Regions from separate parts of the Homo sapiens genome. Here regions 1 and 2 are each linked to region 3. A link is a contact called in ENCODE Hi-C or POLR2A ChIA-PET data. All regions are on one chromosome and are shown on one strand. The core of a region is the stretch at or near the end of the contact, and the rest is flanking DNA. Distances in the headings are between cores, read along the strand shown.

Evidence for each region. Hi-C counts contacts between places; a loop is a spot of excess contacts on that map. ChIA-PET counts read pairs that join two places held with the same protein, here RNA polymerase II (POLR2A). Pooled maps may share reads with other maps.
Region 1: a map of CD8-positive, alpha-beta T cell shows a loop between it and region 3 (9-fold over the local background). The contact joins the enhancer-like site here to the promoter of FOXJ3 in region 3. A Hi-C loop is called at or near these places in 4 of 168 maps with a recorded cell type or tissue (CD4-positive, alpha-beta T cell, CD8-positive, alpha-beta T cell and ascending aorta) and 12 of 50 pooled maps. POLR2A ChIA-PET finds 5 or more read pairs at or near these places in 1 of 52 experiments (PC-9).
Region 2: a map of ascending aorta shows a loop between it and region 3 (2.7-fold over the local background). The contact joins the enhancer-like site here to the promoter of FOXJ3 in region 3. A Hi-C loop is called at or near these places in 1 of 168 maps with a recorded cell type or tissue (ascending aorta) and 8 of 50 pooled maps. POLR2A ChIA-PET finds 5 or more read pairs at or near these places in 1 of 52 experiments (MCF 10A).

What each region holds. Positions count from the first base shown.
Region 1 is chr1:42,921,965-42,925,993 of GRCh38, forward strand. It overlaps SLC2A1 (solute carrier family 2 member 1), which reads right to left. Exons shown (of 10, transcript NM_006516.4): 10 at 3,389-4,029. Among named protein-coding and RNA genes, the nearest start is that of SLC2A1, 35 kb to the right of the region's middle. RefSeq lists enhancers at 1,303-1,422, 2,079-2,208, 2,629-2,718. Within about 2 kb of position 2,352, at least 39 of the 41 ENCODE cell types and tissues checked have a DNase peak (open chromatin) inside an H3K27ac peak, as active enhancers do; they include CD4-positive, alpha-beta T cell, CD8-positive, alpha-beta T cell, PC-9 and 1 more, where a contact is called at or near this core.
Region 2 is chr1:41,661,031-41,664,856 of GRCh38, forward strand. All of the region lies in intron 2 of HIVEP3 (HIVEP zinc finger 3), which reads right to left. Among named protein-coding and RNA genes, the nearest start is that of EDN2, 180 kb to the left of the region's middle. RefSeq lists a silencer at 1,073-1,952. Within about 2 kb of position 1,666, at least 31 of the 41 ENCODE cell types and tissues checked have a DNase peak (open chromatin) inside an H3K27ac peak, as active enhancers do; they include ascending aorta, where a contact is called at or near this core.
Region 3 is chr1:42,333,413-42,337,219 of GRCh38, forward strand. FOXJ3 (forkhead box J3) reads right to left here and starts at 1,823. Exons shown (of 13, transcript NM_014947.5): 1 at 1,647-1,823. RefSeq lists an enhancer at 798-1,755 and a silencer at 1,340-1,859.

The DNA of each region.
Region 1 (4,029 bases), core at 1,102-3,601, 590 kb after region 3:
GAGGCCAAGGGATGACAGGAGCAAAACTCTGTCTCAAAAAAAAAAAAAAAAAAAAATATATAAAAGATCTCTGGGGGCCAGGCGTGGTGGCTCATGCCTGTAATCCCAACACTTTGGGAGGCCGAGGCAGGTGGATCATGAGGTCACGAGGTCAGGAGTTCAAGACCAGCCTGGCCAACATGGTGAAACCCTGTCTCTACTAAAAATACAAAAATTAGTGGGGTGTGGTGGTGGGGGCCTGTAATCCCAGCTACTTGGGAGGCTCAGGCAGAGAACTGCTTGAACCCGGGAGGTGGAGGTTGCAGTGAGCCGAGATGGTACCACTGCACTCCAGCCTGGGTGACAGAGGGAGACTCCGTGTCAAAAAAAGAAAGAAAGAAAACAAAAGATCCCTGGGAATTCACAGAAACCTTGGGGGTGATTACCAGACTTTCTGAAACATTTGGAAGGGGGAAGATGATGTAACTCCAGCCGATATCTGCATTACAATATATATTATTTCATTTTAATATTACAACAGAAAAGAAACAGAAGATCAGAAAGGTGAAGTGACTTGCCCAAGATTATTCAGCTAAATAGCAGTGCAGGAATCTTAAATCAGCTATTTCTGACTCCAGAAACCATATTTTTTCCAAGACCCAGCACAACTGAGGAGAAAACGTGGCAACAAGTGTGTACTCAGTTAGGTAATGGTTCAAAGAATTGAGCAAATGCTTCATAGAGAAAGTGACAGCTAATTTGGTATTTTGATATCAGATAATCTTATGGAGAGACCAAAGGCAGACCAGGAGAAAGGGGATTGAACAAAAAGTTTTAGGGTGAGGAGTTGTCCTGGGAACATAGAGTACATCAAGCTTCACTGGAGATTAGGGTGTGGAAGGAGTGTATTGGAAGATAAGGTCTGCAAAGGCCAGAATGTGGTTAAGGAATTTGGGCTTTATCATGAGAAAGTGGGGAGTATTAACCCACAGAATAATGTGGTCAGAACACATTTTTAGGAAGATCATTTGGGAAGCCAGGGTCAGGGTTACCAGATGGATTTGTTGTAGTAGGACCAGTCAAGGGTTCCCTCCAAAGCAACGTAGTATCTCTGAAACCCTGAAAGTGTGAGGTTAAACCCTGCCCTGATCAAAATGTTCACAAAACAGCCACTAGTTGGCAGGAATGTGCCAATGAATGGATGAGCCAGACTCCCAACTAGCAGCTTCTGTTCTCTCACTCCTTGAGCTGTGGTGGGGTGTGATCACCTAGTGGATAACAGGAGTAGGTGGGAGGGCAGTCTCTTCGGAGGAAACTTCAGAGGCCCAGAGGAGAAGGAGAACGTGATCAGAGAACAGAGTGGATGGATGGCTGGAGGATAGGGTTGGGGTTGAGTGGGGGCAGTGGTGAGGTCGAGAGCTTGATCATGAATGACTTGAATTTTCAGGTTAAGAAACACAGACATTATCCTGAGAGAAATGAGGAACCCAGGAAGGTTTTTAAGTAGGAGAGAGACATAACTAGATTTGAATTTTAGGAAGATCATCGATTGCAGTGTGGAGAATGAGGAGGAAGCAGGAAGCACAGAGATCAGTGAGAAGGCAGTTGCAGTGATCCTGGGAGAGGTGATGAGTGGCCAGCAGTAGGCCCAGCAATTGCAATGGACAGACGGACCAGAACTGTAGGAGACTTATGAAATAAAAATCACAGAATGAAAAAGGGGTCATTAAAAATGTAGTTGACAGAAAAGAATGATATCCTTTCCCTATTATTAAATACATCCTGAATTGTCAGATCGTCTACCTAAAATTGCACTGTAAGAATTCAGATTTCAGAACTTCTTGGCTTCTAAATTCTACTTCATTCATTCAATAATCCTGACCAGAGTCTGTGGTGGGAAGTGGGGACCAAGGAATGGCTCAGTCCTGTTCCTGCGGCAGCTGCCCTACCCCCCCAACCCCCGCCCTCGTCCCCGCCCCCGCCCCCAATGTGGTGGAAAGACACTCAATTCCGGTACAGCGTGGAGAGCGCTTTGATGGAGGAAATACAAGCCGATGTAGTGTTCCCGGGAAAACCTGATCCAGAAGGCTTCCAGGGAGAGGAGATTTTGCGCCTAAGATTTCAAATGAAAGATCTCATAACACTGTCAGTGAAACAACTAAGCACTGCTGGGAAAAGATGGTGGCCTGGAGAACAGTCCCGTTATCTATTTACCCCTTTTCGTCAGAAACCGTAGACGTCACCTTACGCGGGATAGGAACCCGGGTGAGCTACGTCCCCAGGGATGCCCAGCGATACACAAGTCACCGTCACCCCCTCCAGAGTAAACCGCATCGCCTGGCAAGCAGGCGCCCAGGTCGTCCCCAAGGGCCAGCGCCTGGAACCGCCAGGGTGTGATTGGTGGAGTCTTGGAGCCCGCCCCTCGTCGGGCCCAACAATGCGCCTCTGATTGGTGGAGAAACCACCTGGCCCCGCCCATCCCCAATCGTGTCCGTGCGCCGCCGGTGGCCCGGCTTAGGGGACCGCTGTGAGGTCTGGAGAGGATGCGCCATCGACCCCGGCAGTAGGCGGCCGAACCTTGGCCCCAAATCTTCTACCCCGGGGTGGATTGCGGCCCCTAGAGGAAAGGCGTCAGGGGACCGACCGGCAGCTGTGCCGTCGCGGCACTCTGGACCACGCTGAGGGCGGGCCGGCTTCCCTGCGCCTGCGCTGACATTTTGCAGTTTGGGAAATGGCGGTGCTCGGGGACGTCGATACTGACCCAGGGCGGGAGGCAGCTGCGAGTGGATTGTCGGGCCTTTTCAGACCGGGGTCTGAACCTCTGGGCCGGGGCGGGGCTCGGGTGCTGCCTGGCTCTGCCAACGTTCTGGGCCCTCGAGTGTGAATGAGCTCCGCCCGCCATCCGCCTTGTAGTCCTCGCGTCCGGCCACCGGCGCGGGGCTCCCACCCATCCCCACCCCACCCCACCCCACCCCACCCCGTCTGTTTCCTTTCTGGTCCAGTGGGGACAGCCCTGAGTGAGCAGCGTCGTAGGAGTAAGATACCTGGGCCCCCGGCCTCTCCTTCTTGCCCTGCCCCCGCACCCCCTCCCGCACGGGGACCCGGATAACTCCTTTCAACAGAAGTCTTTTGGGAGCACACGATAAGGCTTCCTTTCATCTGGCCTCAGCCCTTCACCAGTTAACCGCCCTGTCCCCAGGCTCAGGCAGGGCATATTCTTCGCAACCTGCTCTTCTTTGTTGAGATGCAGATGGATGTCCTCATAGATTCTTTATACCTAATGGTAATACATATAGGTATTTCCATTTGCTAAGTACCAGTTTTCCTTTCTCACACCCTTCTTACAACCCCTCTTCATGTCAGGGAGAAAAAAGCCTGCCTGTAGTTACAAAAGCAAACTTCTCCCAGATTTTGTCAGCTGAGCCTCTAGAGACAAATATCTTTGGTGTTTTATTTCCTCCAGTATTTTCTGAGTGCCTGCTGTGCATCAAGCACTGTACTGAATAGTGCTGAGGACCCACAGGAACCAAATCGGCATCTTCTCATGAAATTCAGACTAGTGGCAGAAAACTGGACTTGTGATGAAGGAGCAGATGAAGTGCTCTGGAAATTCAGGGGTGAAGGAGGAGGATGAGCTGTCTTTAGAGATGAAGCAGTAGTATACAGAGGAACCAGAGGGGGCAATTCCAAATGAAATGAACACAGGGCAGCTTGACAGCTCATTGGGCCCATACAAAGAACGTGGTTCATTTTGTGTGTGTGGGGAGGGGTGCAGGAGGTGGGTGGAGTTAATGGAGTAGTGGTTGTATGGTACCATTGTTAAAAGCAGGTGTTTTAGCTTATTCACTGTGCGACTTCAGGCACATAACCTCTTTGAGCCTGTCCAATAAAGGTACAGTATTTACTTCACATTCAAAATAATGCATTTCAAGCCTGAGCATCACGGCTGGCACAAAACTAGTGTTTTTTTGAACACCAACTATCAAATATGTGATAGAAATGCCTTGAATGTCAAGATAAAGAATGTATATATTCTCTGGGTAACAGGGA
Region 2 (3,826 bases), core at 416-2,915, 670 kb before region 3:
ATCCAAACCACAGTTACTGGCACGTGCACAAGGCTTTACATCTACAAAACATTTTTTACTTACGTGATCTCAATCTTTCTTAAAAACATACCTCTGGGGACACTCATTCCATTTTTGATAAAACATAGCCTGAAAGAGACGAACGAGTCTGCCCAGAGTCACTAAGGGATAGACCCATAATTTGGCTCTATCAGTTTCCCCTATGTCCTTGATGAAACATCAATCAATACATTATATTTTTATAGATAAACAACTGTGGCCACTATGCAGAGATCCCTGCAAGATGCCAAGGCTGATGCTATCTGCACCTGTTTTGCAGCCACCACCACTTCTGTCTGAAGCCCAAGCACCCTGCTCTGATTAAGGGGGGTTGGGGAGGGTGCTCTCAGAAATGCCCCTGGAGTAGAAGCCGCTCTGGAAACATCCAGGCTGTGAAGTGGGAGTAGATCTCTCCCAGTCGCCACACCCTCCTGACCATGCCAGGTACAACCCGCTAGGATGTACCCCCAGTGCCAGCTGTCATTATGCCGGGAGGAGGGGCTCCTCGGAGGATCCAGAGCAATGCTAGTTTAACTCACTCCCAATGAGCCCCGAGGAGCCCCAGGCTGGTGGGCTCTGACAGACTGAAACTGCATGGCCTTGGGGGAAGCTAGGGCTGCCAAACCCATTCAGCAGCTCCCGCCGGGTGTGCCGTGTCCCACGGTATGCGTGGGTGCGAGGGGTGAGCGCCGCGCCGGGGTGAGAGTCTGCGCTGGACACAGGAGGCTGTGCACGCCAACGGCCGTGCCAGGCGCGAGTGTGCCAGAGAAGTGTGTGAACGCGGGAACGCTTGTGTCGCCCTAGGGTGGTGACAGAAGTAGTGTCTGGAAAACGCTGGCTGAGAGCGCGTGCATCAGGCCACCGCAGGCTGCGAAGAAGCCGGGGCCCCTCACTCCAAGGGTCCCGGGAGTTGGCACCGACGCACTACTGCAAGCGCGCCCGCGCCCAGCCCTCTCCCACCGACGCGGCTCCCTCCGGTCCCTCTGCCGCCCGCTCGGCGGTGCCCGGTCCCTGGGCTGCCAGGCCGCGGCGGGGGCGCGGCGCGCGGGGCGCTCGTTGCTTACCTGCGGGCGGCCGAGGCTCCGCTGCTCTGGGCTGGGCTGCGCCGCGCTGGACTGGGCTGCGCTGGGCTGCGCGCCCGGCCTCCGCGCGGCTCGGCAGCGCCCGCGCGCTCGGCTCCGCCCGGCTCGGCTCCGCCCGGCGGTGCCCCAGGCGCTCGCTGGCGGCCCACGCGGCGCGGGGTGGGCGCGGGGCGGGCTGGCGGGCGGGCGCCGGCGGCGGGCGCGGCTCCGGGCCGCCCCGCGGCCGCTTGGAAGCTCCTTATTTGGGCAGTGATGTCAGGGGAAGTCGCAGGGGCCGGACCACCCACTTCTTTCCATTCACTCCCCAGAGTTTCCTGTCGCCGAGCACGGGGACCCCGCCGCCGGCCCGGGGCGCCTCTCCCGTCCGCTCGGCCTCACTGCTGGCCACCCCGGGATGCCTTCGCGGCCGGGGTCGCAGATGGGCCCGGGCGCGGCTGGCGGCTGCCAGGGGAGGGTCTCCTCGCCCGGGGAATCCCTGGCTGCCGGCGGCCGCGGGGAGGGTCTGCGCGCCGGCCTCCTCGGTGACAGGCCGTGTCACTCCGGGCGCCGCCCCTCCCTCCGCGCCCGCCCCGGCTCCGGCGCTGTCTTTTCCTCCTGGGCCCTCTAGGGAGGGCAGACAGGGAAGCCCCTGTCGCCGCCGCCGGGGCCCTGCCACTCTGCGCCACGCCTTGGTCGCACCCGGGCCCAGCGGGAGTCCATCGCCGTCCCCAAAGTGTGCGCTCCCCGCCTTCCCCCTGGGTGCCAGCCGGGCTCCGGGAAGCCCGCGCCTCCCCAGGCGGGAATCCGCTTTAATGAGCTCTGGGCGGGGCGGGCCTGCCAGGGCCTCCCTGGGCTCAGGCCTGGGGTGGGGGCGGGGGACACCCCGGGGCTTCCCAATGGCTTGACTTTACCAGAAGCTGCTGGATCTCGGGATTTGGGCCTGAGTCACTCTGGTCCTTGCTCTGGCCAGGATCAAGCACACTTGAGCCAGTTCCCAGCCAGGCCTCCACAGGTCTGCGGGAAGGCCAGGACCCTGAGATCTCTCTCCGTGATCTGTTATTTCACTGATGCCCACCAGAGGTTATTTGGCAGAGGTCAACCCTCTGCCACAGTGGAACCAGGGCTGGCCCTGGGTTTGGCTGACTCCAGGAACAGCCTCAGGAGGAGACAATGGAGCTGGGGGTCGGGGGTGTAGAGTGGGGTTAAGCCAGGACTAGAGTGAGGTAAGTTAAGTGCCTAGGATGCAGAATTTAACCAAGCACTCCCTTTCAGGGTCATGAAAGTTTGAGGCCCCACAGGGGAACTAAGCACTATGCTGACCCAAGTTTCCAGGGGGATCCTTGGAGGCTCCAGGTTTCCTCTGGCTCCAAAGTCATGCCCTCAACTTCTCTAGGCCCAAAGGGCGGATTAGTGACCTTGGGCATTTGTGTGCCTTTATACAACAGCCTCTGATAGAGCTGCCACCCTTCCTCCAAAGCCAGATCAGAGCAAATAGACTCCTCCCAGACCCCCAGCTTTAATGGAGGGAACCCCCACCTTCTAAGAGGCACTACATTCCTAGGGGCAGAGAGGAGGAAGCTATGGCTCCAGGGCTTGCAGAGAGTCAAGGCAGGTGTGATTGCAGCTGGACATGGGTCTGCACACTCACGTACACGATTGCAAACCCACTGACCAGCTGCCAAGCTGCCCAGCTGTTCTGTGGATCACCACCACCCCAGTCTCTCTCAACTTCCATCAGCTCCCAGGGCCCAATCCCAGCTCTAATTGGGTCATCCTCCTTCTGACAAAGCCCCAAAGGGAAGGACCACACTTCCTGATCTGGCATGCAAGGCCCCACGGACCAGCTGCATCTCCCAGAGCTCAGCCCATCCTGCCATTTGCCCAGCCACCACCCCCAACACGCACCACTTTGCACCAGTTTCCACTTCTTGAGGTCTTCATACAGGCTTTCCCTTTGAAATGTCTTCTCCACCCCCTCCAGCTGTCCTTCACACCCTGAATCCAAGCCTGCCCTTGATACAGGTCCTTCTCTTGAGCAGGGCAACTGGGGTGGGGTGCCCCCTGGGACAGATTCCTGCTCCTCACTCCACTCCTGCCCTGCCCCCACTGTCCTGCTTCCCGTTTTCTGTCTGAAAGCAACTCCAGGCAGAGGAGGTGGGTGCCTTGTTATAATTCATATGCCCTGAGGGGTGACTTTCTATCATTCACACACACAGGCTCAGATGACAGCCTTGCTCCTGCCCCAAGTTGAATGACATCCTCCTCCCCTTTGAGAGGTGGCCTGGCCTCAAGGGACCCTCCCAATGGATTTGGTCACCTTCCATGATGCCACAGGCAACTCAATAGTTCCTGCCTCTACAGACTTGCCCATCACCTCACATTGAAGTCAGTTATTGGGGGCCTCCTCTTCCTCAGACTGGGAGCTTCAGGGAACTTTCCATCTTGATCCCTCTCCCCTCCCAGGACTGATAAGTTTACAAATGTTTGTTAAGTGAATGAATGGTCCTGAGGGGCAAATCCTAAGACAAACTAACCAGAGGACGGGGGAGAATTTACCCAACCCAGAACAGTGGCTGATGTCCTAGGGTCCCTGGCTGGGGGCTGGGATGAAAGGCGGGGTTCTCAGCTAGACTGGCTTGAATGCTCAGGAGACTGGGATGGCTTGGGATTTGTCTCCTCCTTTCTCTTGACAAACTCCTCTGCAGCCATCAGGGAGCCTGGGATAT
Region 3 (3,807 bases), core at 573-3,072:
AAAAAATCTAATGAAAGCATGAGAAACTTCCCAGTTTTGTCCTCGGCAGCACAAAACCAAGAAGATTCACCTCAATTCTGAGACACAAAAGCAAAAAGAGAAATCCTCCTATTTATCTAAGAAACTAAAAAACTTAATCACGTCTATATAATATATACCACTCAGAAAAAGAGAGGAGTTACTGCTTTTCTATAAATATTTGCTAGGGACCAGGAGGAATAGGCTTCTCTCACTGTTATTGCGGGAACAATCTGTGGTCTCAAAACAGCAAAACAGAAGATGGAAACCCTAATCTGGAAGAGACATTAAGAAAAAAACTACTCAAACCATGTTTCAAACCAGTTTCAAAAAAAGAGTGTGCAATGGGTACTCAACAGAGTAAGAGGAAAAGTGAAGTAAAAGAGCTTCTACAAAATAAGTGACTAGGTGAAACTAGTGCTGCCTTGTGAGAAAAAGAGCTATGCATATAACGCTCCTATGACATCACGCTTTTTCACTGGGAAACAAAATAGAAGGAAGAAAACACACACAAATAAATCTCAGAAAAAGACCAAAAAGGTGCCCACCAATCTCTAACTCCTTCAGGAATTAGAGTGAATGGCTCTAACTCATTCAGGAATCCAACCAGGGACAACACAGACGTGGAATGCACCAACACGGAATAGTAAAACCTTTGCTAACCAGACACACAAAAAGTAAAACAGAGAAATGAAAACTATACACCTGAATGCATCGGTAGCAAGCGCTTATTCTCTATAATTAAGCAACAGAGAAAAGAATAAGAGCAGCTAATGGAAGAGGAAAAAAGATGTTAATGAAACTAAGCCCTGTTATGTCCCCTACTGGCCTCAATTTCAGAGTACAACTCTCGATTCTTCATCTAACCAACAGCCGGCCTCGGCAAAGCAAACTGACCCTAACACCTTCCACGCCACCCGGAGGAAATCACAGAGGAAAAACCATCCCGTTAACCTCCCTCCTCACCAGCTGCAAAAATGGAGCTGGGAGGGGGGGCGGGAGACACTCTACCACGTGGGCAGGATGCAACACACACAGGACAGCAACACGTCCGCATGGAACGGCTGCCTTTGCCCTAATCCCAGCAAAGGACACAGACACAGGATGGGCGGGAACGCAAGCACCCTCGCATGGGCCTCCTCTCCCCAAAGGGCCACTCCAAGGCGTGAGGTACAGCCCGCCCTGCCGGCAGAAAAGCGCCCCCAAGCTTAAAGGGAAGAAGCCGCAGAGTGCCGGGGTCGGGGGCTAGCCCAGGCCAAGGGACAGGTCATGGAGGGAAGGAGACGGTCGCTGCCCTCGGACTAGGCGCCCCCGGGATCCACGTCTGGTTCCCCGGTGCCCCGCCTGGGGGAGGGGCGGGAGACGCGAAGCCGCTGCTTCCCAGCTGAGGGGCAGCAGCAGCTGAGAAGCGCCGCGGGGGAGGGAAGGACCCAGCCCTCGGCGTCCGCCAGGCCCCAGCCGGGGCCCAGGCCCCCTGCCCCACCCGCCGCCCACCCCGCAACGCGGCTGCGGCTGGAAGAGAGAGGGCGTCTCGCGGAGGACAGCCCCTGCCTCCGTCCCGGGAGATGCCACAGCCCCGCCTCCTCGCCCGCCGCCCAGGCCCGGCCGCCCTGGCGGGGGGCACTTACCTCAGGCTGCGCAGGCCGGGACGGCCCGGCCGAGCCCCCGGCCGCTCCGTGCGTCTCCGCCCCCCCGGGAAAGGTCCCAACGGTGCCTACTGCGAGCGGTCGAGGCCCCGAGCAGCCCCGAGAGCGGCGGCGGCAGCAAGAGCAGCCAACATCCGGGGCCGCGCACCCGGAACTACTTCCCGACCCGCATCCCCCGCCCGCCCTCGCCGCCACCGCCTCCTGCGGCGTCGCTGCGCCGCCGGCCCGGCGTCAGCGGCGTCAAGTCCCTGCGCGGTCACGGTCGCTTCGACGCACGCAGGATCCCTCCGCTGGGACAAGTAGTGCCCTGAGACTCCCGAGGCTCTGCATCGGCGCAGCCGGTGTCATCTAGCGGCCGGCAGTTCCGAGCGACTTGGGGTCCTTGTGCCTCGGAGTGGCGTCTGGGAGCAAAGGCGGCGGAGGCAACCCCGCAGTTGAGGACAGTAGGGATCGGTGGCTTTGGACCCTGCCCACGGATACCTGGGGCCCCATGCCCCGAAGGAATGGTGCCTTCTGCCCTCCCCCGCCCCCCAACATCCGCCACCTCACCGAAGCGCCCGGCACCTTAGCCTCCTCTCCAGGAAAGCGGACGCCTTTTCCGACCTGGCACACCGCGGATTCCGGGACCCCCAACAAAGGCGCCTTGGACCTTCAGGACACCCCTCTTTTCAGAACTTCATGAGTCCCAGGTGCTAGACTCATGTCTGCGGAGGCCTTTCCCGTGCCTGGTCTTTCTTTCTTTCTTAAAGGAGTTGGACCTCTAAAGGCCCTTCTAATTCTCAAGGTAGCTACCCAGGTTATGGTACTACTATCAGTAGGTGGAGCGTTTAGAAGGGTAGTTTGGTCGACGAGTGAACTTTGGAATTTACTTCTACGTCAGTCTTCACTGATTCTTTCTCTAAACTATTAGCACTGATAATCTGCCCTATAATTTCACACTTAATTACATTCCAGTGTAGTATTTGCTGTTGCTTCATTCGCGTTAGTCACATATTCCCCTGCAGCGCCAAACACGCTTTTGAACTCACAATGGGTGGCTCAATATTTGGAGACTTAGATATTTGTTAGATGAATACTAGGCTGATTGGATGAGAGGAAAAGGAGAGGCATGAGTGAATTGGCCCTGGGTACTTTTTTGACATAGTCTCAAAGGGTTCAGATAAAGACCTCCAGCAGATCTGAGCACACAATTCCTTCAGTAAACATTGAACACCTGCCGTTTGGTCAAGCATTTCTAGGCACTGGAGATTCAAAGTATTCACATATTCCTTTTCTTTATAAGACTAGCAAGATTCTGAAGATTCATGTACTCATTCACTCAACAAATATTTGCCAATCACTACTAAGGTTGCCAGACACTATTTTAGTGCTTGGGATGTATCAGTAAACAGAAGAGAGAGAGAAAACAAATACCCTTCCCTGTTGGAGCTTTCATTCTAATATAAGGAGAAAGATGATAAATGTAAGAGAATTATGTAATATGTTAGAAGGCATATGGGGAAAAAAAAATACACCAGGGTAAGGGGTATGAGGAAAACTGGAGGAAGGGGGTTTGCAATTTTTTTTTAAGAGGGAATCCTGCTCTCCCGCCCAGGCTGGAGTGCAGTGGCGCGATCTCAGCTCACTGCAACTCCCGGGTTCAAGTGATTCTCCTGCCTCAGCCTCCTAAGTAGCTGGGATTACAGGCGCGCGCTACCACACCCGGCTAATTTTTGTATTTTTAGTAGAGATGGGGTTTCACCATGTTGGCCAGGCTGGTCTCAAACTCCCGAACTCAAAAGTGATCCGCGCTCTTCGGCCTCCCAAAGTGCTGGCATTACAGGCCTGAGCCACCGCGCCTGGCCTGCAATTTTAAATAGAGCCGTCAGCATGGGCCTCATTTATAAAATGACTTTAAATCGGAGACCTGAAAGAGCTGAGGGAGTCAGCCATGCAGTTGTCTGGGGAAGAGTGTCCCAGGCAGAAGGAACAGCTAGCTGGTGGAAAGGCCTGGAGACAAAAGCCTCGGGAAGTGTTAAAAATAATGAGAAGGCCAGGACGGTTGGAGCCGTGAGCAAATGGGAGCCTAATGAGGAGATAAGATCAGAGAGAGGGGTCTCAAGTAGGGAGCTGTAGGAATCTTGGCTGAAACAGAACCACTGCT